2 separate regions of the Homo sapiens genome follow, and region 2 is linked to region 1. Evidence: read pairs that join two places in POLR2A ChIA-PET (ENCODE). Cell type or tissue: PC-3. All regions are shown on one strand. Each heading gives the region's core, and the rest is flanking DNA. Links, peaks and the distances in the headings are about the cores only.

Region 1 (16,140 bases), core at 7,313-12,312:
AAGGTAAAGTTATAAAACTCTGACCTGGGGAAAAGCCAATGGCCCACATATTAATCTTTGAAGGGTGTGTGTGTATTTCAAATAATAATAGACATTCCCTTCCTCAGGAAAATGAGCAGACGTTAGGAATACTTCTGTATTCTAACAACGAACATTAGAAGACCCTAGAATAAATTACTAAGGAAAAGTGAAATTTCCATTTTCATATAGAAAGTGTTCTATTCTTAAAATAGAACATAAATCATTTATGAAAGAGAGAGTCTCATCTGTGTGGATAATATAGGTTTAAGGTCTGCCCAAAGGACAGGAATAGACTTAACATTGTCTCAAGACAACATCATAATTTTTAACTTTTAAGTTCAGGTTCAGCAGGATGTGCAGGTTTGTTACATAGGTAAACTTGTGCTATGGGGGTTTGTTGTACAGATTATTTCATCACCCAGGTATTAAGCCTAGTATCCATTGTTACTCTTCCTGATCCTCTCCCCGCTCTCATCCTCCACGCTCCAACAGGACTCAATGTGTGTTGTTCCCCTCTCTGTGTCCATGTGTTCTCATCATTTACCTCCCACTTATAGGAGGAGAACATGTGGTATTTGGTTTTCTGTTCCTGTGTTAGTTTGCTAATGATGGCCTCCAGCTCCATCCATCTCCCTGCAAAGGACATGATCTGCATAGTTTTTATGGCTGCGTAGTATTCCATGGTGTATATGTACCACATTTTCTTTATCCAGTCTATCATTGATGGGTATTTGGGTTGATTCCATGTCATTGCTATTGGGAACATATGTGTCTTTGTGTCTCTATAATAGAACGATTTATATTCCTCTGGGTGTATACCCAGTGATGTAATTGCTGGGTCAAACGGTATTTCTGTCTTTAGGTCTTTGAGGAATCACCACACTGTCTTCCACAATGGCTGAACTAATTTACACTCCCACCATTAGAGAAATGCAAATCAAAACCAAAATAAGCTACCAGTTAGAATGCCTGTAACTCAAAAGCCAAAAAATAAGAGGTGCTGGAGAGGTTGTGGAGAAAAAGGAAGGCTTACACAACATCATAATTTTATGTGAAGATGACACTTCCCTAAGTAAACATTTAAGGTTTTCAGATCCAATGTAAATGTATTTAATGTTACCTCTCCAATGTGAGAATAATCTTCTGCTCATCTAGAAAGGGACCATGACCCATCTATCTGCAGAGGAAAAATCATTCACATGGGCAGCAGCTGGAGCCTACTACCTCATCCTGCGTCCCCCGGCTTCCCTAACATCAAGAAAGGGGGTCTTGCGATGGATTTTCATTGCTGTTCCACAACAGCTAAAATTAAGTCGTATCATCTGAAACCCTTCAACGGCAGAATGAATAGGAATCAACTATGAGGTATCAAGCAAGTTGAACTGCAAGTTCTTCTTTTGACTCTGCCCAAGAGAGCTTCCACTAGGATAATCATCACCTATTTGATAATTTGCCCTTTTCTCCTGCATTTTAAAGAGATAATGAATAAAGAAATAATCAACCTCCACTTAGCAGAAGAATCAACTGTACCACAAACAAGGGGGGTGGGGGGTAGTCTGTGAAGCCCACAAAGTCCACGTGTCCCGGTGAAGTGACGATGAGCTGTATTAAGCCATCATAATCAGCACCGTCAATCAGGTGCGAGTCCAGCCGGGAGGACCAGAATGCCAGTGTGAATGGAGTAATCAGCCAGGGCAGGTTATTACTGAACTCCGCTTTTGCCACAGCTGAATTTCCCAGGGCGACTAATCTTTCAGTTTAAACCACTAATCTTCCTTTCAAAACTTCTTTTATATCAAATTCAAACATTTTCATGCCCCAAGCTTATGAATTTACCATGAGCGAAAAGTTTTATTTTTCAAATTCCAGGGAGAAACAAAAGCACAGGGCAGAATGTATCATTTGTGAACAACTATTCTGAGAAATGTGGGTAGAAGATCCTTTTCTGGTAAGTGTAGTCATTCAAATTTCAGCTGCTGGCAGTTCATTATGTATACCTATTGAAGCCAGGAATTTAATCTCACAGTGCAATGTGCTTTCTTCATAATAGTAATATCAATCTTTTTAAGGACAACAATTATGATTTTCAAATGTACTTCTGGGGTGAGGTTTAAATAGATAACTAGATATGTGCCACTCTAGTTAAATATGCAAATATAGACAGGTCCACATTATGATGCTGTAAGAGGATCCTATGATAGGATTTTTAATTTTTTTATTTCCATAGGTGTTTGGGGAATAGGTGGTGTTTGGTTACACGAGTAAGTTCTTTAGTGGTGATTTGTGAGATTTTGGTACACTCATCACCTGAGCAGTGTACACTGTACCCAATGTGTAGTCGTATCCCTCACCCCCGTCCCACCCTTTCCCACAAGTCCCCAAAGTCCATTGTATCATTCTTAGGCATCCTCACAGCTTAGCTCCCACTTAGGAGTGAGAAGATACAATGTTTGGTTTTCCATTCCCCAGTTACTTCACTTAGAATAATGGTCTCCAGTTCCAGCCAGGTAGCTGTGAATGCCATTATTTCACTCCTTTTCAGAGCTGAATAGTATTCCATGGTCGTACTAATTTACATTCTCACCACCAGTGTAAAAGTGTTCCCTTTTCACCCCATCACCACAATCATCTATTATTTTTTGATTTTTTCATTATGGCCATTTTTGCCGGAGTAAGGAGGCATAGCATTGTGGTTTCGATTTGCATTTTCCTGATCAATAGCCATAATTTTTCAAAAATCAAAAAATAATAGATGTTGGCAGGGACGTGGTGAAAAGGGAACACTTTTACACTGCTGCTAGGAATGTAAACTAGCACGACCACTATGGAAAACAGTGTGAAGATTCCCTAAAGAACTGAAAGTAGAACTACCCTTTCATCTAGCAATCCCACTCCTGGGTATCTACCCAGAGGAAAAGAAGGCATTACACGAAAAAGAGACCTATGATTGTTTTAGGACAAAGTCCTCTATCTGCTAAGCTGAGAAAAGGCAGTGAGGACAGGGCAGTTCAGGCTGCCCTTTTTGTCACCACCCAAGTAAGTCGTTTGGTTATTAAATGTGAACTAGAGGCGGCGGTGCAAGAGGAGGAAGAGCAGGAGGAGAAAGGAGAAAAAGGACATAAACGAATGGTACATACTAATTCCCAAACTATGTAATTCTCCCTCCAGTGAAAAGAGTTGGCTCTATTATCACAGCAAATTCCCAGGCTTTGTTTCTTTAGCTTATCATAAATATTTCTAAATACTTCCCAGTGGTAGACTTTCAAATATACTTAGATGTACCATCATCTTCTGTCAATCTAAAAAATAAATAAATAAATTACCCACCCAACTTCTCTGTATTTTACCTTATCTCTCTCTACTACTGCCTTGTAAAATAAATGTCAGACATTTCAGGATGAAAGGCAGCTACAATTGAAAGAATATATCTCTTATTTCAAACAAAAAAACTAACACAAGTCAAAGATTGTGCTGCGTATTCCTTGATCTCACCACAAAGTCATCATTTTGTACTCAAAAATCTGACTAACAAGTGTGGGATTTTCTCCAAGTAATTTGTCCCTGGTGTCCTCTCCATATTTGAGTCAGTCCATGTGAAAACAGAGAAAGCAGGAGGGTCCCTGAGATTTCCATTAAACAGCACTGTGAATAGTTTGCCTATGCAGTCAGCCAGTGGGGAAGTCAAACTGATTCTCTGTTTTCTCTGAAATCAATGCAAATTAACACCATATTTAAGGGAACTCTGGGGGTAAACCTACCCTTCCAATATTTTCCCCTAAGAAACCATTCAAGCTTCCAGTGAGATTAATCCACAATTGAAGCTGATGGTAGAAACATATATGGCTATATTTATGTACTAGTTTTATCTTGCACTGTGCTAATCTATTTCAGTATATAAATTAATAAGACACAGTGGGATAAATACAATTCCCGTTTCTCCAAACTGAAATAAGCTTCCAGCTCTCCAATATTTTACTTCAAAGTAGAAGTATACTGAACTGTCATTTCTATGGTTTGTAGTGAAAAAGTATGACCAACCAAAATAAGAGTAAGGTTATCAGAAATAACCAACATTATTCTTGAATATGGCACAATATTTCTTTCAAAGATTCTTTCGAATAATCTTAAGAAATCAACCCTGATTAAATAAAAAACTGAAAGGTCCAAGAAAAGAATCTCAAATATGATTTACCTTCTCCTGCTTATCTGTTTGCTGGTGAGTTTACGGCAAATATGTACTGCCATAAAAACTGAGATGTAACAGATATCCACATGGTGAAGGTTTAATTTTATATCAAGAAATTACATGAGAAAATAACTTGAAAGGACATCTAAGTCCAACCAAAGCTTATTGATTTTAGCAAAGTTACAAACCATGGAGGTTTCTCAAGAAGTAATAATATGTGATTTGAGTTTAGAGCAAGTACTTTGGAGCCCTGGGTTCAAATCCCAGCTCTATGCCAGGTATGATGGCTCCTGCCTATGATCCCAGCACTTTGGGAGGCTGAGGTGGGCGGATCACCTGAGGTCAGGAGTTTGAGACCAGTCTGGCCAACACGGCAAGACCCCATCTCTACTAAAAACACAAAAATTAGCTGGGCATGATGGTGTGTGCGTGTGGTCCCAGCTACCTGTGAGTCTGAGGCAGGAGAATCGCTTGAACCCAGGAGGCAAAGGTTGCAGTGAGCCAAGATCGTGCCACTGCACTCTAGCCTGGGTAAGGGAGTGAGACTCTGTCTTGGGTGGCGGGGGGTGGGGAGGCTGGGCACCGTAGCTTACGCCTATAATCCCAGCACTTTGGGAGGCTGAGGTGGACAGATCATAAGATCAGGAAATCGAGACCATCCTGGCAAACACAGTGAAACCCCATCTCTACTGAAAATACAAAAAATTAGCCGGGTATGGTGGCACGTGCCTGTAATCCCAGCTACTTGGGAGGCTGAGGCAGGAGAATCGTTTGAAACCGGGAAGCAGAGATTGCAGTGAGCAGAGATCACACCACTGCGCTCCAGCCTGGGCAACAGAGTGAGACTCTGTCTCAAAAAAAGAAAAAGAAAAAGAAAAATCCCAGCTCTCCCCTGACTAGCTCTGTGATCTTGGACAATCTACTTAACCCCTATGTCTGGGTTTCTCAATCAACAAAGCAATAGCACCAACTTCTTCAAGAGCAGCAGTTCTCAAAGTTTTTGGTCTCAGGATCCCTTTGCAACATACAAAAAAATTAAGGACACCTAAATTCTTGTTTATGTGACTTATTTCTTTCTGTATTTATCATATTAGAGAGTAAACCTGTGAACTTTAAAAAGTTATTAATTCCTTAAAAAATCAAAGTCATTACATTATTAATACAAAAGACATTTATGAAAAATAACTATATTATCCAAAAGAAAACTAAAAATTCTTAAGAGTGGCACTGTTTAACCCTTTTTCAAATTTTTCCAGTGTCTAGCTTAATAAAGGACAACTAGATTCTCACACCTGCTTCTGCATTTAGTCTCTTGTAATATGTTGTTTCAGTTGAAGGATATTAATAACATACAGCCTCCCAGATACATGGCTGGAAAGGAGGGGAGTATTTTAATTGCCTTTTCAAACAGCTGTGAATATTTTTGTTAATACTTTAGTAAAACTAAACAAGTGTCAGTTTCATAAAGGTTAGTTGCAACGCGGACTCTGAAACCGCATAAATGACACTTTGGTGCTTTGTTACATTAACATCTTTCAGACTGTCCTGTACTTGGAATGGATCTTATCCATACACATGTCTTTCCTGGTTCGCTGAGTGATGCAGACCTTCCAAACGTTGACACGTTTCATTATACAATGTAAAAAATATCACAAATTAACACAGCTACCTATCTCATCAGACACCTCCTTAAATAATGCGAAAGTGTCAAGCTCATGGTGGGCATATTCAAGGTTTCCAAAATGCTAATTTTTACTTATGAGCTCAATTTTTATCTTTAGCCACAAATACTGTCAGTTGTTTTCATTGATGCAACAAGCTTATTTTCTTCATTTTCAAGAAAATCCTGCAAAATACCCAAGTCTAAATTACCATAGTTTTTCTGTCAGTCACTACTTCAAGTAAAAATGGGGTGCCATGCAAAAAAGCAGCCAGTTCAACTCCCAGCTCGGACAACCTCCCAAATCCTTTGCCTTGAGACAACCGGCACATTTTGGCGTACAGCAGAAGAGTTTATATGTAATTCACATTTCGACACAGAATATTTTAATAATTTTATTTGAGTCAAAGCTTAATAGAATTAATAATTTTTACTACTTTAAGGCTATTTTTGAGAGAGCTAGATTTTGGTTTTTACTCATAGGTGTGTGGCACGGATGAGTAACACACCAGCTGGTGTAGTTTGGCACCACTGCCTCGGGATACGCGCTCAGGTGCCAGAAGTTTTCTCACGACTGCTTTTAAATCGTTGCCAAAAGCTCAACAAGGGGACAAAGTACAAAGGTCTATTCTGATGAAATGATTTTGGCCTTGTGGCCGCCCCCTGCAAAGGGGCTCAGGGTCTGCCACAGGTTCTTGAACCACACTTTGGGAACTGCTGCTCTAGACTTGTCTCAAGGATTAAATTACCCAATGTGTGCAGAATGCTTACGCCAGCACCTGCTAGAAAAGCACAATCTACGTGTTAGTTCCTATTAAAACATGTTGTCACAGAATGAAATTGCATCTTCCTACAGAATGCTGGATCTTGAACTTCATCCACAACACATTTACTTTTGGCTTTCTAAATAACACACATAAATCAGGCCACCGTCTTAAATGTCACTAACTATTAAGCCAAAGAAGTTGTTCAATTTAAAGAAAAGAAAGCATTCATACTTTCAATTACTTCAGAATTCTAGAGAAGTCTAGATATTGGTTTGATTATTTGCTCTGTCATTCAACAAATATTTCTTAAATACCTAGTAAACGTCTATGAAATGGGAACACAAATGAGAATTTTGAAAAAGGAACACAGAATAGGATCACACCTTCATGGAGCTTATCTTCTAGTTTAGGGAGATAAACAGGAAACAAAGAAAATATATAGTATAGTCGGTTTTACTAACGCACATATTTCTTTTATTCAAATTACTTCATATGTGGTTGAGAGATAGGAACTGATATTTGTATAACACAGAAGTTGTAGTGATTTATGTATGATTTCCCCCTGGAATATTAAGGATCTAAGGTGCTTATGAACAAGCTTTATCACTGAACCCAAAGGTGAGCCTTAAAATAAAAGGAAATGATCAGCAGCAGCAGCACAACAAATTACAATTTTAAAAACTAAAAAAAAAAAGGGCCTTCCTTTGTGTAGTGCAGGTAGTGACTAGTGGCCAGTTTAGGGGCTTCACAAACCACTTCACTTTCTATGACATTACACTATTGAGAGAAGTTGAAGGTGCATCTTGGAAGCCCTTTCTCTTTTTATCAAAACAGCAAATCAATGAAGAAAGTTACTAGTAGTATTATTTCTTTATTAGTGTCCTGATTGCAAAATTCCATAGATTTTTGAAGGTTTGTACATAACACTTTTTTCAGTGTTGTACATAACTTTTTTCATAAGTTGTGTTATTTTGGTTTATGATTTCACAGATTTTTTTTTTCAGGAAGACACATACAGAATAATAACAGAAACACCTTTATATAATGTAATGATAATGCTATAGAAAAAATAAAAGGAAGAAGAGGAAAAAAGAAATCTGGGGAAGAAGTGGCAATTTTCAACAAGGAAGATTGTTTTAAAAAGGCCTCGTTGAGAACGGGGTATCTGAGTAAGAAAGGGAAGCAGCTGATGAAGAGAGTCATGCACTCAGGTTTCCTGACAGCAGGAAAAGCAAGTACAAAGTCGCTGATGTGGGAGTCAGTCCACTGTGTTCTAAGACCAGCAGTGACACCAGGGTGGATGAAGTGCAGTGAGTGCGGGGGATGACAGATGAGGGTAAAAAGTAAGAGGAAGAAGTCTTATGGGACCCTGGACTTATAAGGGACAATGGAAGCCAATGGGGAAATTTTAGCAAAAGTTTGATAAGTTCTGACTTCACTACCTCACTCCGCACTCAACCCTGATGCAACTGGGCTACAAGTGCTGAAGCCGGGAGACCACTCAGGAGGCCATCTTGTTAATCCAGATGAGAAAGGACGGTCATTTGGTAAACTGGTTGCAGTAAAGGTGGCAATGGTTGATCAGACCTGGGGCCTAAGGGTGAAGCATAAGAGAAAAAGAAGAATCAATGATGATACCAAAATTTCTGGCCAGAAAAACCAGAAAGATGTAGTTGTCATTTCCCGAAATGGGAACTCATGATGGAAGGAGCTGGCTCAGAGGAAAAGAACAAGAGCTCAGTGTTGAACTTAGGATGTTTGAAATACCCACTAGACATCCACACAGAGCTGTTAAATTAGCAGTTAGATTCATGAAGTGTATGTTATTTTCACAAAAATGCAAAATTAACACCTTAGAAATTAATATCTTTCAAAAGTAACATCTGGAATTAGATAATTGGATCATTCCAAATCATAAATTTTATCTTAAAAAATCATCAATTAAAAAAAAAACTTTTGTCAAAGACATGAAACATACAAATTAAATGAACCAAAACAACTTAATTTGATCAGAAGTTAAAATTTAAATGTCCTAGACTATTTCAAAAACAAACCTAAAAATAGAAATCACCTTATCTAAAATAAAGATTTGCAAAAGCTCTGAAATAATTTTACTCTGAAACATTTTAATTCTCATTTTCTTACCAAGTATACCCAGTTGGTATCCCAAATCTAATTATGTAATCAGACATAGTGAAAATTACTCTGGAAAAAAAAAGGAAAATTAAATAGTAGGTGACATTTCTATTATTCAAGAGAGAAAAATGTACTGCCTAAATATATAATGGAATCAATAATTTAGGTGCATCATTTTAAACCATCAAGCTGTTCTTTAGCTTCCTTCCCAATAAGAAGGAAAAGTCAACATTATTAGTAAACAGGAAGGTCTTACATGCCTGAGCAATGAAGTAGATGAGACTCAGCAGTTCACTGACGACTGTGGGCATTTTTTCCTTGAGAATATTTTTCCTTAAGTGAAACATTATTTCTTCAAACCATAAAACAATCTAATAAGCACTGAGCTACGTATGCTTTCTCCTTACAGATAGAATTATACAGTAAAAACTTCCTGACAGCCTAAAATTCCACAATATATCCCTTTGGATTATTTAACTGTTCTTTCAAATGCCAAAACCACAAGGTGGAAAACAATTACATTATACAGTAGACATCACACCTAGTGTGTGTGTGTGTGTGTGTTTCTTGTTTTTTTTTTCCTCAAGTGCTATAGAGCATTAATCAAGATAGAAAACATCCTAGACTAGTAAACAAACCTAAAAAAAATTAAAAGAACTAAATTTATACAGAGTGTATCCTCTGGCCATAGTATTAACAGAATAAAACTAGAAAACAAAAACCAAAAGACAACAGGAATATCTCCAAAGACCTGGAAACTGAATGACAGAATTTTTAAAAATAAACAAGTCAGAGAAAAAATGTTTGGGGCTGGACACCGTGGCTCATGCCTGTAATCCTAGCACTTTGGGAGGCCGAGGTGGGCAGATCACCAGAAGTTGGGAGTTCAAGACCAGCCTGACCAACATGGAGAAACCCTGTCTCACCTAAAAATACAAAATTAGCCTGCCGTAGTGACACATGCCTGTAATCCCAGCTACTCTGGAGGCTGAGGCAGCAGAATCACTTGAACCCAGGAGGTAGAGGTTGCAGTGAGCCAAGATCACACCATTGCACTCCAGCCTGGGCAACAAGAGCAAAACTCTGTCTCAAAAAAAAAAAAAAAAAGAAAAGAAAAGAAAAAGAAAAAGTCTGGAATTAAATAAAAAATAAATAAAACAATGAAAATATACAAAACAATGAAAATACAGCATATCAAAATATGTGTGAGATGCAGCTAAAGAAGTGTTGAGAGGAAAATGTATAGCACTAAAATGCTTACATTAGAAAGAGGGAAAGCCTGAAGTCAATAACCCACCTTCCTACCTCAAAAGAAGGAAAGTGAAAATAAATTTAAGGAAGAAAATAATAAAGGTAAGAGCAGAATCAGTAAAAAGGGACAGAGAAAAGTAATACAAGGACCAGATGGATTCACAGCCGAATTCTACCAGAGGTACAAAGAGGAGCTGGTACCAATCCTTCTGAAACTATTCCAATCAATAGAAAAAGAAGGAATCCTCTCTAACTCATTTTATGAGGCCAACATCATCCTGATACCAAAGCCTGGCAGAGACACAACCAAAAAAGAGAATTTTAGACCAATAGCCTTGATGAACATCGATGCAAAAATCCTCAATAAAATACTGGCAAACCGAAATCCAGCAGCACATCAAAAAGCTTATCCACCATGATCAAGTGGGCTTCATCCCTGGGATGCAAGGCTGGTTCAACATACGCAAATCAATAAAGGTAATCCAGCATATAAACAGAACCAAAGACAAAAACCACATGATTATCTCAATAGATGCAGAAAAGGCCTTTGACAAAATTCAACAACCATTCATGTTAAAACTCTCAATAAATTAGGTATTGATGGGACGTATCTCAAAATAATAAGAGCTATCTATGGCAAACCCACAGCCAATATCATACTGAATGCGCAAAAACTAGAAGCATTCCCTTTAAAAACGGGCACAAGACAGGGATGCCCTCTCTCAGCACTCCTATTCAACATAGTGTTGGAAGTTCTGGCCAGGGCAATCAGGCAGGAGAAGGAAACAAAGGGTATTCAATTATGAAAAAAGGAAGTCAAATTGTCCCTGTTTGCAGACGACATGATTGTATATCTAGAAAACCCCATCGTCTCAGCCCAAAATCTCCTCAAGCTGATAAGCAACTTCAGCAAAGTCTCAGGATACAAAATCAATGTACAAAAATCACAAGCATTCTTATACACCAATAACAGACAAACAGAGAGCCAAATCATGAGTGAACTCCCATTCACAATTCCTTCAAAGAGAATAAAATACCTAGGAATCCACCTTACAAGGGATATGAAGGACCTCTTCAAGGAGAACTACAAACCACTGCTCAAGGAAATAAAAGAGGATACAAACAAATGGAAGAACATTCCATGCTCATGGGTAGGAAGAATCAATATCGTGAAAATGGCCATACTGCCCAAGGTAATTTACAGATTCAATGCCATCCCCATCAAGCTACCAATGACTTTCTTCACAGAATTGGAAAAAACTACTTTAAAGTTCATCTGGAACCAAAAAAGAGCCCGCATCGCCAAGTCAATCCTAAGCCAAAAGAACAAAGCTGGAGGCATCACGCTACCTGACTTCAAACTATACTACAAGGCTACAGTAACCAAAACAGCATGGCACTGGTACCAAAACAGAGATATAGATCAATGGAACAGAACAGAGCCCTCAGAAATAATGCTGCATGTATATCTACAACTATCTGATCTTTGACAAACCTGAGAAAAACAAGCAATGGGGAAAGGATTCCCTATTTAATAAATGGTGCTGGGAAAACTGGCTAGCCATATGTAGAAAGCTGAAACTGGATTCCCTTCCTTACACCTTATACAAAAATTAATTCAAGATGGATTAAAGACTTAAATGTTAGACCTAAAACTATAAAAACCCTAGAAGAAAACCTAGGCAATACCATTGAGGACATAGGCACAGGCAAGGACTTCATGTCTAAAACACCAAAAGCAATGGCAACAAAAGCCAAAATTGACAAATGGGATCTAATTAAACTAAAGAGCTTCTGCACAGCAAAAGAAACTAACATCAGAGTGAACAGGGAACCTACACAATGGGAGAAAATTTTTGCAACCTACTCATCTAACAAAGGGCTAATATCCAGAATCTACAATGAACTCAAACAAATTTACAAGAAAAAAACAAACAACCCCATCAAAAAGTGGGCGAAGCATATGAACAGACACGTCTCAAAAGAAGACATTTATGCAGCCAAAAGACATGAAAAAATGCTCCTCATCACTGGCCATCAGATAAATGCAAATCAAAACCACTATGAGATACCATCTCACACCAGTTAGAATAGCAATCATTAAAAAGTCAGGAAACAACAGGTGCTGGAGAGGATGTGGAGAAATAGGAACACTTTTACACTGTTGGTGGGACTGTAAACTAGTTCAACCATTGTGGAAGTCAGTGTGGCGATTCCTCAGGGATCTAGAACTAGAAATACCATTTGACCCAGCCATCCCATTACTGGGTATATACCCAAAGGATTATAAATCATTGTGCTATAAAGACACATGCACACGTATGTTTATTGTAGCACTATTCACAACAGCAAAGACTTGGAACCAACCTAAATGTCCAACAACGATAGACTGGATTAAGAAAATGTGGCACATATACTCCATGGAATACTATGCAGCCATAAAAAAGGATGAGTTCATGTCCTTTGTAGAGACATGGATGAAACTGGAAACCATCATTCTCAGCAAAATATCACAAGGACAAAAAACCAAACACCCCATGTTCTCATTCATAGGTGGGAATTGAACAATGATAACACATGGACACAGGAAGGGGAACATCACACACTGGGGACTGTTGTGGGGTGGGGGAAGGGGGGAGGGATAGCATTAGGAGATATACCTAATGCTAAATGACGAGTTAATGGGTGCAGCACACCAACATGGCACATGTATACATATGTAACAAACCTGCACGTTGTGCACATGTACCCTAAAACTTAAAGTATAATAATAAAATAAAATTTAAATAAATAAATAAATTGATAAGAAAGCTGGATCTTTGAGAAAAAAACTGATAAACCTCTAGCAAGACTAAAATAAATAAAAAGAGAGAAGACACAAATCATCAACACCAACAATGGTATCACTGCAGATATTGAAGTCATTAAAAAAAGAATACTATGAACAACTTTAAGCTCACAAATTTAACAGCTTAGAAGATAGAAACCCATTCCTAGAAAACTACAAACTACTAAAATTCAGCCAAAATGAAATATTAATAGTCCAAATAGTCCCATAAGCAATTAAAGAAATTGAATTTATAATTTAAAAGCTTCTCAATAAAAATTCTCCAGACCCAGTTGATTTCACTGGAGAATTCTACCAAACATTTAAAGAAGAATCAACACCAATGTACATAATTTTGTCCAGAAAACAGTAGAGAAAGAAACATCTCCCAATTCATTTCTTGAAGACTATTACTACCTTGATATAAAATCTTGACAAATACAAAAAAGTAAACTATAGACCAGTATCTCTCATAAACTTAGACCCAAAAATCTTCAACAAAATATTAGCAAATGAAATCCAGTAATGTATTAAAATAACGTATATGCAACTAAGTAGAGTATCTTCTAGGTATGTAAGGCTGGTTCAACATTCAAAAAACAAAAAAAGAAAGAATCTACCACATCAATGGGATAAGGAAAAAAATTAGGTGAGCTATCAATTGAGGCAGAAAAAGCATTTGACAAAATACAACATTCATGATCTTAAAAACTATTCACCGAATTAGGAATAGAGAGGAGTTCTGTCAATCTTATTTAAAAATCAATTTTTAAAAACCTACATTGGCCAGGCACGGTGGCTAATGCCTGTAATTCCAGCACTTTGGGAGGCCGAGATGGCCGGATCATGAGGTCAGGAGATCGAGACCATCCTGGCTAACACGGTGAAACCCTGTCTCTACTAAAAATACAAAAAATTAACCGGGCGTGGTGGTGGGTGCCTGTAGTCCCAGCTACATGGGAGGCTGAGGTAGGAGAATGGCGTGAACCCGGGAGCTTGCAGTAAGCCAAGATTGCGCCGCTGCACTCCAGCCTAGGCAACAGGGCGAGACTCCATCTCAAAAAAAAAAAAAAAAAAAAACTACATCTAATATCACACTTAACACAGTTAAAGACAAAACGATTTTTCCGTAAACTTGGTAATGAATCAAGGATGTCTGCTCTCATCACTCCTATTCAACATAGTATAGGAAGGTCTCGCCACTGAATAAAAATAAATAAAAGATGTACATACTGGAAGGAAAGAACTAAAATTGTTATTATTTGTAGATGATGTTACTGTCTATGTAGGAAATCCCAAAGAAGCTAAACACTCACACTCACACAGCCCTTCTAGAACTAATGTGTTTAACAAGGTCACATGATACAAGATCAACACACAAAATCAATCACATTTCTATAAACGATGAACATTTAGAAACCAAAATGAAACACATAATACCATTTACAATCACTCCAAAGAGAATGATATACTTAGGTATAAACTTTAGAAATTATGACCTGTATGCTGAAAATTATAAAATGCTGGTAACAGAAATCAAAAAGACTGAATTAAATGAGGAGACACACCATGTCCATAGAATTAAAGACTCAACATAGTAAAAATGTAAAATCTATGCAACCAGACACACAGGTGTAATGGAATTATTGTCCAAATACCAGCATATTTAATTATAGATATATACAAGATTATTCTAAGCTTTATATGAAAAAAGGAAGTAGAATATCTAAAACAATTTTACAAAATAATATGAGGAATCACTCTTCCTGATTTCAAAGTTACTATCTAGCTACAGTAATAAGGACAGTATGGTATTCATAGAGGGATCAAAGACATAAAATAGAGAGCTGGCAAACACTCAACACAAGGCAGCCAACTGACTTTTGAGAAAAGTGAAAAATTCAGTGGAGGAGGGACAGACTTTTAAACAAATGATGCTAGGCAATTGAATACCTAGAAGGCAAAAAATCAAACATTTACCTAATCTTCACACCTTCTATACAAATTAAATCAAAATGGACCAGGAACTTAAACGTAGAACCATAAAACATTTCAAAAAAATGGGAGAAAATATTTGTAATGTGGGGCCAGGCAAAGACTCTTAGACCTGACATAAAAAGCATAATGCACAAAAGAAAAATGACAAATTAAACCTTATCAATATTAAAACCTTCTGCTCTTCAAAAGACTCTACGGAGAGATGAGAAGACAGACACAGATTAGGAGAAAATACAGGCAAACCACATTATCTGAAAAAGAACTAGCATCTAGAATATACAAAGAATCCGCAGAAATCAGTAGCAGGAAACAAACAATCCAAATAGAAAATGAGCAAAAGATATAAACAGACATTTCACTAAAGAGAATCTACAGATGGCAAATCAGCACATGAAAAGATGTTCAATATCATTAACGATTAGAGAATCGCAAATTAAACCACCATGAGATATCACTGCACATCTATCGGAATGGCTACAGTAAAAAACAGCGAGAACGCCAGATGCCGGTGAGGATGTAAAAAAAAAAAAAAAAAAAAAAAAAGGTGGATTAGTCCCACATTGCTGGTGGCTACACAGAGTACTATAGACACTCTGGAAACCAGACTGGTGGTTTCTGATAAAAGCAAGCATGCAACTACCATGCAACCCAGCAACTGTTCTCTTGGGCATTTATCCCAAAGAAATGAAGACATATGTTCACACAGAAACCTTCCTAGGTAACAGCTTTAGTCATGACAGCCAAAAGCTAAATACAGCCCACGTCCTTCAAAAGGTGAATGGTATACAAACTGTTATATGTCCACACCACGGTTTACTACTCACTAATAAAATGGAACAAACTATTGATACCTGCAGTAACCTCCATAAATTTGCAGTGAATTTTGCTGAGTGACAAAAATGTGATCCCAAAAGGTCACACACAGTGTGATTCCTTTTATATAATATTCTTGAAATGACAAAAGTATAGAAATAGAGAAGGGATTAGGGTTTGCCAGGGCCAGGGATGGGGACAAGGGAAATGAGGAAGGTGTGACAATTAAAGGGCAATGCAGGGATCTTGTGCTGACAGAAATATTCTGGTCTTGACTGCCCTGATGCTGGTGTCCTGGCTGTAATACCGTATTATACTTTTGTAACATGTTACCATTGGGAGAGTCTACATGGGTACACGGGATCTCTGTGTATTACTTCTAACAATTGCATTTGAGTCTACAATGATCTCAAAATAAAATAAAAATAAAAAGCTTAATTTAGAACAAACACACTGTTGAGTTGAATAAGAAAGCCACAGA
Region 2 (16,140 bases), core at 4,827-9,826, 140 kb after region 1:
GATTTGTTTTAAAATTCAAAATGTAACATCCTGTGTATTTCAGGCCTTGACATAGGGAAGTAATCATTTTTACCTAAATGTAGAACCAGCTATTATCAGTTATAATTATTCTATTAAGATACACCCATAATAATCTCATAAATTTGTTCTTTTAAAACATATCTTAACACATTATCTTCACCATGTATTGTTTTCTAACTTTTTAGTTAGCCTTGTCCCTCTAATTAGATCGTAAACCTCTTCAGGCAGGAAAAATTACTAATTTTTTTTCCATTTCCTTCACAGCACCTAATAGCATACTGGGCATATATCAGAAGCACAATAAAATTGCACAAAATGAGTAATATGTGGAAACTAAACTGTTATCTATACCCCCTCCCCAGCTAGTCAAAGGTATTACAAAATTATAAAAGCACTATGGCTAAAGATGGAATTCTATGGACATCTAAAAAAACTAGAAATGCAAAACAATATTTACAATCCCTTCAGCCATGAAAAAGTAATGGAGGGAACTATGCATTTACCAACCCACAACACAGTGGGAAGGAGACACAGATAAAGGATAAGAAAGGACCTGCAAACAATACCACAGCACTGCTACCATCTCATCAGCAAAAACACAAGAGGGTCATACCGATTACAAAAGTGAAAAAATGCTCAAGACTATAATGCATCCTTCAAGTAAAAGTGACTATGGTTAGGAACAACTTAAAGAGTTTGATTATTTTCAAAAGGAAAATAAACCTTTCCTCAAAATCAAATGCAAAACACTTCAATATTTGTTTCAGAGAACATTGAAGTTCAATGGATAAAGTCCCAAAGAGTGTTTTAAACTACTATAACCAGGCAACTTTTAAGAACAGAAAAGCCGAGTAGACTATAAAAAGTAAAACCATACAAAGCTTACTCTGTTCTTGGCTAAGAAAAGCAGTATTTTCTCTGTTTCTTTACAATGTTATCAGTCCTTCATCTTGAAAACAAGCTAAGCTGGCCTATGGATCTGAAGTTGACAACACTTCTTACTCTTGACTTACTTCAAACATCTGAGCCAAACTGAAAACATAGTGTAAATACGCAAAATTGAATTGCGTCTAAATGGTGTGAAGAATCGAAACTGACGGCTCATATTGCTAACTTTATTAATGACTCCTTAATTAGCAAGGTTTTAAGTACCTGTAGTTTGAGGATTAACACATATTAAAAATAATGGTGTGAAATAACCCAATTTACAATATCAGGAGATGATAATGATTTTGCAGAAAGAAATAAGTTCTAATAAAAATAATCTAGATTCCTAATACCACTTACTGACAATCACAGCTTTATATCATGGTAAAATTACATACTTATCTCCTCATTAGCAACTAGTCTCACTTATTCCTCTTGCCAAACCAATTATAAGAAAATGTTCAGACTCAAAGGGATTAATAGGACACTTGGACCTCACTCAGTCTTCTCACGACTCAAGTAATTAGCAAGCACTTGTACATAAAATCCAAATAGTTTTCCTAAACTAATTAAGGAAATGAAGGACATCAAAATGTTACCAAATAATAGCAACTCATGTCCCATATACCAATAGTCCTCAAACAGATAAAATAATTGCCAGATGCTGATGGAATCTTGTTGGTCAACTCAGAAACTAATTTGGGGTGTTTATAAGGAGGAGGAAAGAAAGATACTTGTTTATCAAATAAGCAAATTATGTCACAAAGAAATATTTTATAGGCAATGCCTTGTATATTAAACAGCTTCTGAATTCTCCAACTCCTTAAGCACATAATACAAGGTGAGTAAATGATAATAGTAGAAATTTGCATTTATATGATATTTGCTTCTAAGCAGCTCAAAATGGAAAACATAAGCCTAAGCCATTCTCTCAAAATTTCATAAAAAGCCTGGGATTTCGGAAAAGGAATTTGGAAAACTGGATTCTCCTGCTGGCACCCTATTTTCTGTGTCCTTTCAAGTAAACATTCATTTCAGAAATCAGACTATAACTCTTTGTAAGATTTTCCTTTTGTTTCCTGTCCTTTCATACTGCCAAAGTCATAATAAGTCTCCAGCGTACCTAGTTTAACCTCTCTCCCCAAGGTTTTCTTACTGACTAAGAACCTCAAAGCAGACTTCTGTATATATTTTATTTTCTAAATTAACAGCTCATTAGCTGTTCTTAGCTGTAACTCTTTAAAAGGTCAAAATAGTGTATCAAAAATTAAATTGTTTGATTACAAATTTTATATTTCTATACTAAAACTGAGGGTGTTCATGAGATCTTTAAATAGTTGTACACGTTTTCAGGGTAGTACCTTGACTATCTCTGAGGCACACAGTGTATCAGATCCTATACCTATCTGTTAGGTTTGCTCCTAGTAAATAGTATGAACCCAGAGTTTGGTAGAAAATAAGCATTCTGTGCATATTTGTTTAAAGGAGGGAGAGAAGAAGGGAGAAAGGAGGTTGGCATATGGATCTTGGAAATTTTTAGTATGTAGATTCAAACTAGACCAGCTGAAAATTCTTCCTGTGATGCTAAGCCCCAAAAAGGCTGAGAACAAATGGACCCTCTCTAGTATCTTCTCCACAGACCCTGCTAGTGTTAAATATGGAAAAATGAATGAAAGAAAAGCAGTTGCTTCTGGCCATTGATATTACTGCATGCATTTTGTGTCTCGGGTGAAATAAAAAATATTCCTTCATGCCAGAAGCAAATCTCTGCAATCTATAACTTAGGATGAAACCATTGACTAGCATACTTATTTTCGTATGTCTTAATTCAGAGAAACACTTTACCTACCTGATCTGAAATCTTAGGAAGCATTTTCAATTTCTTTGGGAAAATGCCTGACAGATTTATTCTTAATCTCTCTTTAGATAAAGCTCTCTGAAGATCAAAGGGGCCTCACTAAGGCAGATGTGTTTTCTGTCAATGGCTAGGAAGGAAAAACAGACTTCAAGCAAACTGCTCAGAAAATCCTTAAGTAACTAGACGTTAGATGGAGAATACAAAGTCTTTACAAAGGTCATTGGATAAGGAAAAGCTAGGCATACATACACAAAAACTTTCTTTGCAAAAACAACCTAGGAATAGGCCCTAACCGGAAAACTAAGTCACAATTTAGACAAGCTCTCTGCAAATATTAAGAAATACTAAAGAAGTGTACATCACCTCATGCTATTTACTGCAGGTCTTAATTCCTTCCAAGGAATTTCTTATTTATTTTTAAGAGACAAGGTCTTGCTGTCACCCAGGCTGGAGTACAGTGGCACAATCATGGCTCACTTCAGCCTTGAACTCCTGGGCTCAAGCAATCCTCCTGCCTCAGCCTCCCAAGTATCTGGGACGACAAGTGTGTGCTACCACCCCTGACTAATGTTTCATTTGTTTTATTTTTTGTAGAGAAAGGGCCTTGCTTTCTTTCCCAGGCTGGTCTCGAACTTCTGGCTTGAAGCAATTCTCCCACCTTGGCCTCCCAAGGTGCTGGGATTACAGGTGTGTCCTTTGGGGAATTTCTGATGGAATTACATAATTGACACGAAATTCGAAATTTCAAATCACAACAGACTCTGGTCTCTAAAAATAAATAAATAAAATCAGCCAGTACATAATGACATGATCAGCAAAAACTGGCCTTTAAGCCTAACACGTTGTTAATAAGAATATTTCATATGGTAACTTCAGCAATTAGGGAAATACCTAAATTGTGTTAAAAGTTGTAGGAGTCAAGGGAAACCTACCCCCTTCACCCTCTGAAGGTATGCTAAAAATCACTGATGAGAGGACAATGAATAGGAGAAATCGCATCCCAATTTATTAACGTGTACACAGAGGCCTTCATAATGAAGACCCAAAGATACTAGGGAAGTTGTCCACTTTTATGCTTAAGATTAACAAAATACGGACAACACTCAAGAAATACTATTGAACAGAGACAGTACGATCTAATGCTAACAGACTGAGTTCGGAAACCCAGCAGGATTCTTCCTGGCCTCTCTGGGCATGTATTCAATACTCCTTCCTTCTGGGTATAAGGGAGGACACTCTCTGGAATGAGGGTGTTATGACCTACAGTCAAACACCGTAGGTCAGACAATGTTCTTCTGGCTAGTTTTTACACAGAGAGGCAGAGGAAAAGTTAGAGTAATACTTTTAGGTTTTATGGCTGGCTATGGGGAAAGGGGTTCTGGTTTCTATGATCTGCCTTGGGGAAGACAAATTCTAGTTTCTATGGGTAGATTCGGGGGAGAATGCGACTGAGACAGGAGGGCAGGAGAAGGTCAGAGAAAGCCTTGCTTCTAAGGCTTCTTCTGAGGCCTTCATTTTGGGATATTTTCTGAGTCCCAACACAGTTAATAAAATCATATTAACCACTTTTTGTTTATATCATTTCAGAAAACACATCACTGGACATGAGAGAATCACATTTCATTAGTAGTAAAAGAAAATATTATACAGTTATCTAGAAAAGCATGAATAACAGATGCAGTTAAGACTAAAGGAATGTCAAACATATCTCTGAACTTTTCACAACTGAAATGAATGATTTCTCTCTGCTTTATGATTTCTCTCTGCTTTATTTTTTCCATTTTAAAATACTGAGATAAATATTCATTTCTTGCATAGATTACATTATAAATGTCTACAGTGGAAAACGATTTAAAATCTTCATTAAAAAAACATGACAACAATGATTACATCACCTATATATGATAATTAGAAAGCCAGAAAACCTAATAACTACATAAAAGATCTCTAATAAACTTGTGATGCATTTTCAGATTCCTCCAAGCATTTATCAGCAAACAAGCTAATAAAGTCTAATGCTAAGGGAAAAAGACTAAATTTCCATTTAGAGAACAAATTTTAATTGAACACTATCCAATCTCAAATGCTTTACTAAAAAAATTAAGTTTACCTTTAATTTTATCTCAATTTGTAATACAAAGAAACTATGGAAAGAAATCACAAACGAAGAAATTGAATGTAAGGTTTAAACAAACTTTGTTCTTAAGAAAATTTAATAGCTGCAAAACATAAATTCCAACTTCTATCATACTTTAGTACAGATACTGACTTTAAAATAATTTACTATAATTATTAAATATCTAAAAAGCAAAAAAAATCTATTCAGATAAACATCTAGCTAATTTCTCCAAATACCAATCAAAATCCTGTTTTACTGGGTTATTGGTATATTTTTACTTTTTGTATATTTTTTATTTTTATACTATACATTTTTGGTTTTATATTTCTACATATACCAAAAGTACAGTGGGCAACAATTCTTTAATGTTCATGAGTGGGGCTCTTAATTACATGAATAAAAGTAGTTTCCTTTTTTTTAGAGAAACATAAGTGGCATTTAATTGGCTCCAAATGTTTCTCAATGTGCAAATTTCACTGTGCTTTTAATTTTTGGAAAAATGTGAAAGTGCTTTAATATTGTAAAGTAGTACATACATATTACAGAAAAATATTTTTATTGATCATAAAAATACTTTCCCCATGAAGAAAGCAAGTATAAAGAAGTATAAAATAACTTCAATTCAACCAACCAGGTATAATGACTTTTACCATTTTGATGTCTTTCCTTAAAGTCTTTCTATGTGTATGTTTTACATCTCTGTGTGTGTGTGTGTGTGTGTGTGTGTGTGTGTGTGTGTGTGTGTGTGTGTAGAGAGAGAGAGGAGAGAGATTTCGAAGTAACTAGAGACAAAATACTAAGGAAAAAGAATTGGATGGTTTGTAAATATTTCCAGCTTTAAAAATCAATGCCTCCAGTCATTCAGTATCAATTTAAATCCACAGTAAATAATTGGTAAAAATCCTTGGTTATGAAAATGTCCTTTACAGTGTTCAATTTAACTCTGCTTTAGAGAAGGGGTGGGGGGAGATACTTTGCATAATCCTCTTGACAGATTATCATAATCGTATAAATAGTTCTGCCACTATTAGCAAATGCTACAAAAGAAGGGAGCCAGTTATTATTTTAAGTGATAAGCAAGAATGACAAGCAATTTCACATGAAACATGGATATGGAACATGCTCAAAAAACAGATATCCTCATATCGAGATAAGAGTGGATGAAGATGAGTAAACCTGCCAGAAGCAGTGCAAGGCTGAGCTTACTGCCCAAGCTAATGTCTCCAACTGACAACACACAACTTAGCTGGATCCTTGAGATTAGGACGCATACTAGATAAAAATGTGGTGACAGAGTAATGTTCACCTTGTTAGCCAAGTGAGCATGCAGCATTTCTCCAACTTCAGAGAGCCAGCATGGCTTGATGTCACGCTTCCTATTAATGTTTTGAGAAGCAGCATCCAGGACTTCAGGATGGAACATCTCACTTGTGAGGTCAAAGTCTTTTGGCAGAGCCTGCAGAACACGGCTCCCAGAACTAGCATATAAAGCTGAAAATCTGCCTTAGGACTCCTAAGGCTCTCCCTATTCCAATAACTCGATGAAAGGCAGGTAGTTTCCCACAGGGTTTTCAGGTGCTCGGTCATGGCTGGCAACATGTCCAGCAGTCCTGCTCCACATGGTAGTAGTCAAGGCATATCCTGTAACAAAACCTCACCTCCCCTAGCTGAGTTGCCCATCTGAGAAGAGAAAAACCAGCCCCTCCTGAAGCACCATTCAAAGGGTTCCATGTCCATCTTTATCACTCCAGAAAAACAAACAAACAAAAAGAGTGATGGAAAATTACAGCAACACTTTTTATTCACAGACAACTTGGACCATGTGTGAACGCCTTAGGTGTAGTTTATATGAATTTATCCTCTGCACGTCCCTATGGCTGCTTGGAGTGTTAGACTGATGGCCAACCCAAAAGGTGACTCCCTAAAGTACTCCATCATAGGCTGCAAAGCCATTCAGAGAACACCAACACAGTGGTCTCAACTGGCTGACAGGACACTCCTTCACACCTTCCCAGACACGCGCCTGAATGATCATATACGGAGGTGACAAGAGAACACAGGCCCAACCTCTGTCATTTCCCACCCTCAGTAAAGTGGTGAATCAGGATGCGTGTGTTCACAGCACACAGGGGACTTGATCCCACCCATCACCCAACAGTATATGAACCTAGCAATGAGAGCAGTGCAAAGCCATTCAAGGAAGAAAAGGAAGCTTCTGTGGGTATTAAATAACAGGACACACTAATGTGAGGCACAAGAGAGTATCCCTAGTGGAAACACTTCTCAACTTCAGTCTTCCATTGCCAAAATCTCAAATTATGCTGACGTTACTCATTATGTTTCATATGCCTATTTCTTCTCATTTTTATTTTTGGTTTAAGTATTTTTTTACTCATAGTTTAATTTGTATGTGTTATGGAAATGCTGGGGAGAATTATGATGACCTCTAGACGATACCATTCATTGTCGCAGTTGGCCAACTGGGCAGGAGGGCCTCTGCTTGAGCCCAGAATCCAGAGATGCTACAAGTCAAAAAGCACACTCTAGGGCTCACCCTGAGAATCCCACTTGTCACACGGAAGTGCAGGCACAATGCCAATTTGCGTCAAGGAGCTCCCTAACGGTAATCTCACTTACGGATTAGCCCCACCACATGTAAATTCTGACTCTTGACATCTGTAAGAGTTTGTGCCCTCTCTTTCAAAAGTCTTCCTCTGTGGTTCCTCTGGTTAGCAACAATGTTAGCCTTAGCAGCACGAAGTACATTATTTTAAAACTACTCAGTGGAAGCTATAGTTTGATGTCAAATACTAAAGGGAAAAAAAATCACATAAATGTCTATGTTTCCCAAGGACAAATTTAACATGTAATATCATTGTCACAACTTACTCTTTAAAAATTTGTCCAAATTTTTAAAGACTGTCCCGACATTAGTGTGTCCTGTTAAACTGAACTGAAAAATAAGTCAAAATTGAAATATATTTCTGCCAAAGTACTTTATATGTGTGTGTGTGTATATATATATATATATACATACATACACAATGAACGGGAATAATGTATTATACATATTTGCTTCATGCTTCATTTATTATCCTTGTTTTAAATGTTGACTTGAAAAAACAGCTTTTCTCAAAAACAAACAAAAAAAGAGCCACTGACAGAATGAAAGGCATTTCAAGTGTTAACTTTAATACCTTTGTATTTTTAGAGACAGGGTCTCACTCTATCACCCAGGCTGGAGTGCAGTGGCGAAATCGTAGTTCACTGTAGCCTTGAGCCCTTCGGCTCAAATGATCCTCCCACCTCAGTCTCCTGTGTAGCTGGGGCTACAGGCATGCCACTACACTGGGCCAATTTTTAAATTTTTGTAAAGATGGGGTCTTGCTATGTTACTCAGGCTGGCCTAGAACTCCCGGCCTCAAGCAATGTTCCCGCCTTGGCCTCCGAAAGTGTTAGGATTATAGGCGTGAGCCACCATGCCTGGCCCAATACCTTATTTCAACAGAGGGGAAAAAAAAGTTACTCTGTCCCCAAAAAACTGCTTCATATACTTGGAACATGTATGTATAGGTTTCACTCAGGGAACGATGCGTCAGTGTAATTGTTCTCAGAAATAACTGCGTATTTTTAGAATAATTTTTACAATTGGTTAAGTCACAGTAAAAATATACAACGATTTTGATTATTTTTAGATTAAAGCTATCAGAGAAATATAAATGAACTGTAAGAGAAACATTTGACATCTGCCTGGTCCTCTGGGTAATGAAGCTCCAGAGCTGGGAGAAAAAGCCCTGAGGTTACACATGCCTAAGGCAGAACAAAAGAACTTTGGGGCCCTTATGCCTGGAATGTGTCCAAGAAGCCAATTCAGGTTCCAAAGTCACCATTGCATTAGACCCTCCTCCTATGGCCTGTCCTGGAGGGAACATGTTAAAAGCCATCAGACACTAAGGCAGAGAAATGTATGGAGAGACCAGCATTCAAGGAGTGAGACCAGCAGAGAGGGGGAAATGAATGAGGCTCCTCACAAGGCCTAAGCCCTGGCTCCATCGTTTTTTCCTGAGGGATATAAAGTAGTTTAAATAGGCACAGAAAACTCACCTACTTTAGCAAAACAGAAGTTGTAAATACTCCAGTAGTGAAAGCCATGATCCCATGGCTAAATGATCCCATTTACTGGCACTAAATTATGCACTTTTCATTCAATTATATTATTGTATATAATTATTATCCCTATTTAACAGGTGAGGAAGCAAGGCTTTTAGCAAAACTGACCTCTATAAAAGCTTGTCCAAGGTCACACAAAAAGAACGTGTTAAGTGCAGGGCTCAAAACTCAATCTATGTTCATTCATTCATTCATTCATTCATTCATTCATGAATATGTGAGTCCTAACTATATGACAAGTATTTTTCAGCACCAAAGTTAAAATGGTGAAAAAACAAAAACAAAAACAAAAAGATATTCTTGCTATCATGGTTACTGAGATATTAATCAAATCCTCACAAAATTAAATGTAAACCTAAAGGACTATGAAGAATAAGCAAAGCCTACAAATCTCGACCCCATCTCCATGGAGTCAGGGAAATGACACTTGTGTTAAGATCTAAAGCACAGGATAGAGTTAGATAACAAGTTGATGAAGGAAGGGCAAGAAACAAGTGCAAAGCCCCATAGCAGGAGGGAACAAGGCACAATTCACCTCTCAGAGGAAAGGAAGGGAGAACACACGGGGGAGCTGCCAAATGGGGTAGCCCAGGGAGGTAAAATCCATGTGAGGGTCTGTGGTCTTTATCCTTACAGCAATGAGAAGGCAAGCAAGGATAACCTGGTGGGGGTAACATGATATCACTTCTGTTTCCCAAAAGCACGATGTCATGAGTCCCAGACAGACTAGAAAGAACCACAATGGATGAGACTACATCTACTACAGTTGGCCAAGAAAGAGATGATGACAGCTTGCATTAGGATGGCGGCAATAGAGAGAGGAGGGGAGAGATCACAGAGGTGTTTGAGGTGAAAATATGGTGATAAGTGGAGTTAATGTGGATGAGGCATCAAGAAGAATAAGGCATCAAAGTTTATGGTACAGCTGGACTAGGTAGATAGGTAAGTTTGGTCTAGTTCGAGTTGAGTTTGAGATGGCTTAGAAAGATATAAGTAGAAATATCAAGTTAACAGGTAGATAGACGTGATGGGAGCTCAGATAAATTTTTGAATCATCTATAATATTACATAAAAGGACAATTCAAACTATGTACATGAATGAAATAGCTTAGGAAAAGATTGTAGGTTGAGAATGGAACAGAACTAGGTCTAGCTTTGGGAAATGCTAACATTCAATAATAGGTAGACAATGATATTATAATGATACTCAACCTCGGCGGGGCAGGGGGGAAGAGAGAAAGATATTGAGAGGAGAGGGAGCAGAGGTCATTTAGGAGGGAAACCAAGGCAGCATGCTTGTTACAGGTATTTCAAAACGATAGAGCGGCAAGCGGTGAAGAATGCTGCTGAGGAGTGAGATGTGAACTGAAGAGCATCCTTTAGGCCTGGTTTCACTGAAGTCACTGATCAGCCTCTGCAGAGCAATTCTGATAGAATGACAGAAGCGGAAACCACATGAAAAAGGTGTGGGCTGAGGCAGCGAGCAGACAACTCTTTCCGGGAGCTTTGCTGTAAATGCAAAGAGAAGAGGTAGGGTGCAGTAGTTAGATTAGGGAAGGGTTAGGGGAGGTCGTGGTTCTTTTTTAATACAGAAGAGTCTTGAACATGCTTAAATGCCGATGAAACTGATCTGGTTAAGAGCAACAAGTTGGGTATTCAAGAAAGGGAAAAGATAAATTGATAGTACATGTTCCCTAGGAAGACAGAAAAAGATGGAACTCAAAACCCAAGTGGAGATACTGACCTCAGATATTTAATAAAAGGAGGAAATGCTGAAGATAAATGCAGGTCAGTCATTTCTGTAAGTTGGATATTGAGGTTTTTTCCATCTAATGGCTTCTGTTTCTCTGTAACATATAAGGTGATGTCATCTGTTGAAAAGATGGGAATGAGAGAAGGAAAAGGGAAAGTTTTGATCTGAAAAGGAAACCTCACAACAGTTCAACAATGACCAAAGTCACACAACTACTAAGTGACCGGAGGATTCTAATCCAGATTTTTATACTTGAATTCGGCCCTCACGCCACTCCACAGCAACTGTTGCTCTGTTCTCAGGATTTTCTTTCTTTTCTTCACATCATTTCCCTCCACAATGACTTCTGTACAAAGAAATTCTAGCTACTAAAATCACACGATGCTCAGGAAGATGTGGGTGTTATCTAAAATTTGATATCTTTGTTATACCACTCAGAGTTACGGTTTGAAGTAATACAACTTCAGCTATATCAAACAGACAAAGAATTTATGGGAAACAGACCATGTCGCTCACAGAATTGTCACAGTGACTAGAAAACAAGGTTCCAAAAATGGACAGGAATCAAGAGAAACTAGACAAAGCCAAGATGCAACAACAGTAAGACCGCCTAAGGTAAATGCTGGGTCCTAGGGTCTGCACACTTCTAACTCAACAAGGGATTGCTAGATTGCTCTCCTAATTGGTTTGTACAACACATCAACCATCATATATGAGAATCAAACTGAAACCTTACAAGCCCTCAAAAACACGAAAATGTGTAAAATCCCGTTAAATCTGTATATATTAGCAAATTTCCAAGTCAGATATGTATGGTCCTCAAGTTGGCTGTGATTTATTCTTGAATGTTCATGTTTTTATAATGTAAGAAACGTGTCTCTGTCAAAGATAAAAAGGTTGCTATTTAGTCAAGAATCTAGTCTAAGACTTATTTTTAAAATACCAAATGACAAGAAACAGAGCAAGCAGGAAATATGAATAACCTAAAATGGTTTCTGTAAGTAGATTTTCATATTCATTCATTCTCCAATTTATAACAATTGGGCTGGCTGTTTTTAGCCCCAAAATAAGTTTTTAACTGATTCATTCCCAATGATTAAACAAAGCCACTTGACACCACACACAAAACTATTTCTAATTCCTTTCCGATTATTTTATAGAACCTATAAAATAAGGGTAGGCCTAAAGAAAAGAAATGGCAAGATTCAGGTCATTAAATCTGGAATCTGTGAATGAGATTTTGGTGTAAATAAATTATTATGACACACTGACATATAAATTATCCGAATTCCTTCCCTTCTAAAAGTACATTTCTAAATTCCTTTTTAAGCTGCACAAAAAGTTATAAAATCTTTTGAGTTGTCAAATAACCAAAGACAATTCTTAATTCATATTTTCAATAGCATAAACACGTACAGTCTGTAATAGATATTGACTCACATTCCAAAGTGGAGCTCCTAAAAGTTAATAATTCAGTAATTAAATCTTCTCACTCATTTCTTTCTCAGAGCATCCTTATGAAAGGCATAAATTAATCAATCATCCCAGAATACAACTATGGCAAGCAGGTTGTGACCCACATGTACTGCAGTTGGCTCCATTCTATAACTTGGCTGAGGGAAATTTAGAAAGCATTTTCCCATCAAAAAGATAAATGTTTATTTGGCTTGAAACACTTCAGGAAGCAATAGTTTATGAAAATAATAATGTCATTTATTATACCACTTTGAAATATATCTTAATAAACAATAAAATAGACTTCAAAATAAATACTTATCCCCAAATCACTTAATTTTAAAATGTTTGGCAAAAGCAAGACCAATACAAATAAAAATCACTTTCTTTGCTATCCAAGAGGCAGGCAAGTTTCTTAAAATTAAAAGCAAATTACATATTGAAAAGCCTCAATAAACACGAGAGATACCTTCTCTTACCTACACATTATTTCTCTCTCCTTTTCTATTCAAGGAATCCCAATCAGTTCAAACAGTACTGGAGAGGAAGGGAAGGCCCCTACCCCAGGCCAAGGACATGGATCACAACTGGTCTAAACCAAGTGGAGCCATCTCACTACCCTTGATTCATGATCGACCAGGAGGTTCATGTGACCAAGGTCTTCCCAACAATATGCGACGAAGCAATTTATGGGGTGGGGACTTAGAAAAGCATTTTCTTCCCTGATTTTAAAAAAGAGAGCCAATACATTCTACAGACATCTCCTTTGTCCCTTTGTCCTCCTCCCCACTTCCTTCTTGAAACAGGAAAGTGATGCTTCAACTATAAGGCAAAAGCACAGAACAAAAATTAACACATTAAGGAAGGAGAAGCAGAAAGGCAGGCAGAAACTGGGTTCTTCATGGCACTGGGGAGTGGCTACATCCAGCACTATATCGACTGCCTGTCAACATCAGATAATGTTAAAAACTAATACATAAACAGCAAACGATTTGTGCATTTCAAGTCTTTTGAAACCAGCAACATTTAAAAGTGATGAGCCATACAAAAAGTATGACAACTGAAAGCATACCTTACATAAAGAGGAGTATAAAAAGGTACTACAAATACAGTACCAAATTCCTATGAAATGAACAAGGTACTTCAAAGAATAGACAAAACTTCTCATGCAATTTCAGATAAAATGCAAGAGTTACAACAAAAAGAATACACAAAAATCATAGGTTAGAAGATACAATACTATAATGATGTCAATTGTCCCAGGTCAATCTATAGATTTAATGCAATCTCATTCGAAATCTGAGCAGAGTTTTTTGGTCTGTGTTTACGTGTATGTCATTTGACAATTGATTCTACAAGTTTACATGGAAACTTTACATGGAAACTTAAAACTCTTTCCCCCATTAAATAATGATCAAGACAATCCTGAACAATGAATTTAGAGCACTTTCATTACCAAACATAAAGACTATTTGTAAAACTACGGTAATTAAGATACGGTGATAATGGTGCATAGGTAGACAAAACAGACCAATGAAACGTAATCTGTATTTCCTGGAGCAAGTAGAAAGAGTCCTACAAAGTCACTCAATTTAGGACAAAGGTGACACTGCGCTGCACTGGAGAAAGGATGATTATGTTAATTATAATGATGCTGCATCAAACAGACATTTATATAGAAAACAATAAATCATGACCTCTATCTACCTCCTACTCTGGAATTGTAAAAATCCATTCCAGGTAGGTTGTATACTTGTAGATGGTTCTGTTTCTTGCCACAACTGTTACCTTAGAAAAGGTACAAAAAAGTACAAAAAAAAAAATTCTGAAGAAAAAAGGGGGTAGATGGCCTGAAAAAGAACTGAGCAATAAAAGAGGGAAACAAATTTGAAGATAAATCCAGGAGACTTAACAGCCACATAGAAGGAGTTCATTTATTCATCTGTGCAATACATGTATTATATGGACCTACTCTATGGAAACAGTGCTCTAGGCACTTAGGATAGACAAAAATCCCTCTACTTTTAGAGCTTATATCCTAAATGAATTTCAGAAAGAGAAAAGAGAGACAACAGGGGAAAGAAATAATTTTATTACTTCTTTCTGGGAAAATAATATATCTTCCCACAAAAGAAAAACATTAGTTTCCAGATTAAATAACCCACCAAGACCCAGATCAAGGCCACCATGCCACATCAACGAATATCAATGCAAAATTTCAAACCATCAAAGAAAAAGACAAGTAAGAGTATTCCAACAGGGAAAAACACACACACACAAAAAAGAATCCAAGTGTCACTTCCATTGTCAAGAGAATCACTGGAGGCTATAAGGCAAAGGGCAATATAAAATTCTCAAGGAAAATGGTTTTCAACCAAGAACTTTTTACCTAGACAAGTGTGAGAGTAAAATATAGACATTTCCAAAGATCAAAAGTGTCTAAACATTTACTTCTTACACATGCATTCTCAGGAAACTCCCAGAAGGTGTGCTCCAATAAACAAGTAAAACCAGAAAGAGAGAGAGACATGGAGTCCAAGGAATCAGGGTAACAACAAAGGAGACAGGGAGAAGGTGGTGGTGTGAGGTGCCAAGATGAGAGCTGTCTGGAAGACCCAGAGAACAATCAGCTCATACTGATGTGTAGCTCTTAGAGGAAGATCTCCAGGAAGAAAAGGAAAAGGAAATAATAAGCCAGTCAACAAGTTTGGCCATATTAAGCTGAAATTCATACAGTTTAGAGATGAGCTAATCATAAATACATAGAATCCAACCAGGCAAAACAGAAACCTGGAAAGAGAGGAGCTATCCTCATCGTATGCTGTATGGGTCAGCTATGACCAATAATTAATAGTCATAAGGATGTACACACCACATTATGATTGAACCACAAGTTGTGACAGTGGGAAGGTAAAGGGAGATAAGAAGACATTGTGTATAGTGTCTGTGGGGATTGGCTCGGGAAAGGCACAAGAATCAGAAAAAAAAGTTAAATTTTCTTCCTGCAAGAAGAAAGGTGGAAAGAGGCAAACTAACTGGTTAGGAAGGCCAAGACTGAAGGGACAACGTAATGGCAGGGCATCTTATGAACCTCACCTAAGGGAAGAAAGCAAACCAGGCCCCGTGTTTCCTGACCTACAAACAACCAAAGGCAGCAGCTAAGGCAGGCTCACTCCTTGCCCGGACCAAACAGAATCCCAGTAACGACACCCAAGTAAGCACAGTGGCACCAGAAAAGCGGACAACAGAGAACCGCACTGACAACAGTGGTCAGAAGCACTTCTTTCCAGACTCCCTTCCCCCATTAAAGTTCCCAGGCAGCCAGGACTGCGGAAGCACCTTGTGCACCCTTGAGAGGCACCTGCAAGGATCGGGGGAGTCCTATCGGCAGCAGATGAACAAAAGACACCCAAACAGCAAGACAAACGCTCTAAAATTGAGGTCTCATTGGAACCACCCACAAAAGCAGGCCAGAACCTGAGTGCTAAACCTAACTAAGGGGGCTGTCAGCTAAAATAACAGGTTTAAGTAGGACCAAGAGTCTCCTAACATAACAGCCAAAATGTCCAAGAGACACTTCAAAGTCACACATCACAACCAAACCTAGGGGAATCACAACTTGAGTGAGAAAAAGCTAGCAGCTGATGCCAGCACCAAGAAGAGACATATGTTGGAATTATCTGACAAGGATTTTAAAGCAGCCATCACAAAAATACATCAACAAGCAACTATGTATTCTCTCGGAAAAAAATAAAACAAAAAAATCTAGAACTAGAAGTTATTTTTTTAAAAACAAATGAAAGTTAAAGAACTGAAAAATACAATAACTGAAAGATA

Evidence for each region. Peaks named below come from ENCODE experiments on the same cell type or tissue, not always from the same donor. Only the 100,000 strongest peaks of a DNase experiment are listed, where the experiment ranks them.
Region 2: POLR2A ChIA-PET joins it to region 1 with 6 read pairs; 2 of 35 experiments call an interaction of 5 or more read pairs at or near these places.

Annotation. Positions count from the first base shown.
Region 1 is chr7:3,598,340-3,614,479 of GRCh38, reverse strand. The region is part of intron 1 of SDK1 (sidekick cell adhesion molecule 1); the gene reads right to left. Among named protein-coding and RNA genes, the nearest start is that of SDK1-AS1, 250 kb to the right of the region's middle. In PC-3, for the core only: no CTCF peak of the experiment used is centred there; no DNase peak of the experiment used is centred there; H3K27ac peaks cover 522 bases.
Region 2 is chr7:3,456,516-3,472,655 of GRCh38, reverse strand. All of the region lies in intron 1 of SDK1 (sidekick cell adhesion molecule 1), which reads right to left. It also overlaps the pseudogene LOC100421742. Among named protein-coding and RNA genes, the nearest start is that of SDK1-AS1, 110 kb to the right of the region's middle. In PC-3, for the core only: no CTCF peak of the experiment used is centred there; no DNase peak of the experiment used is centred there.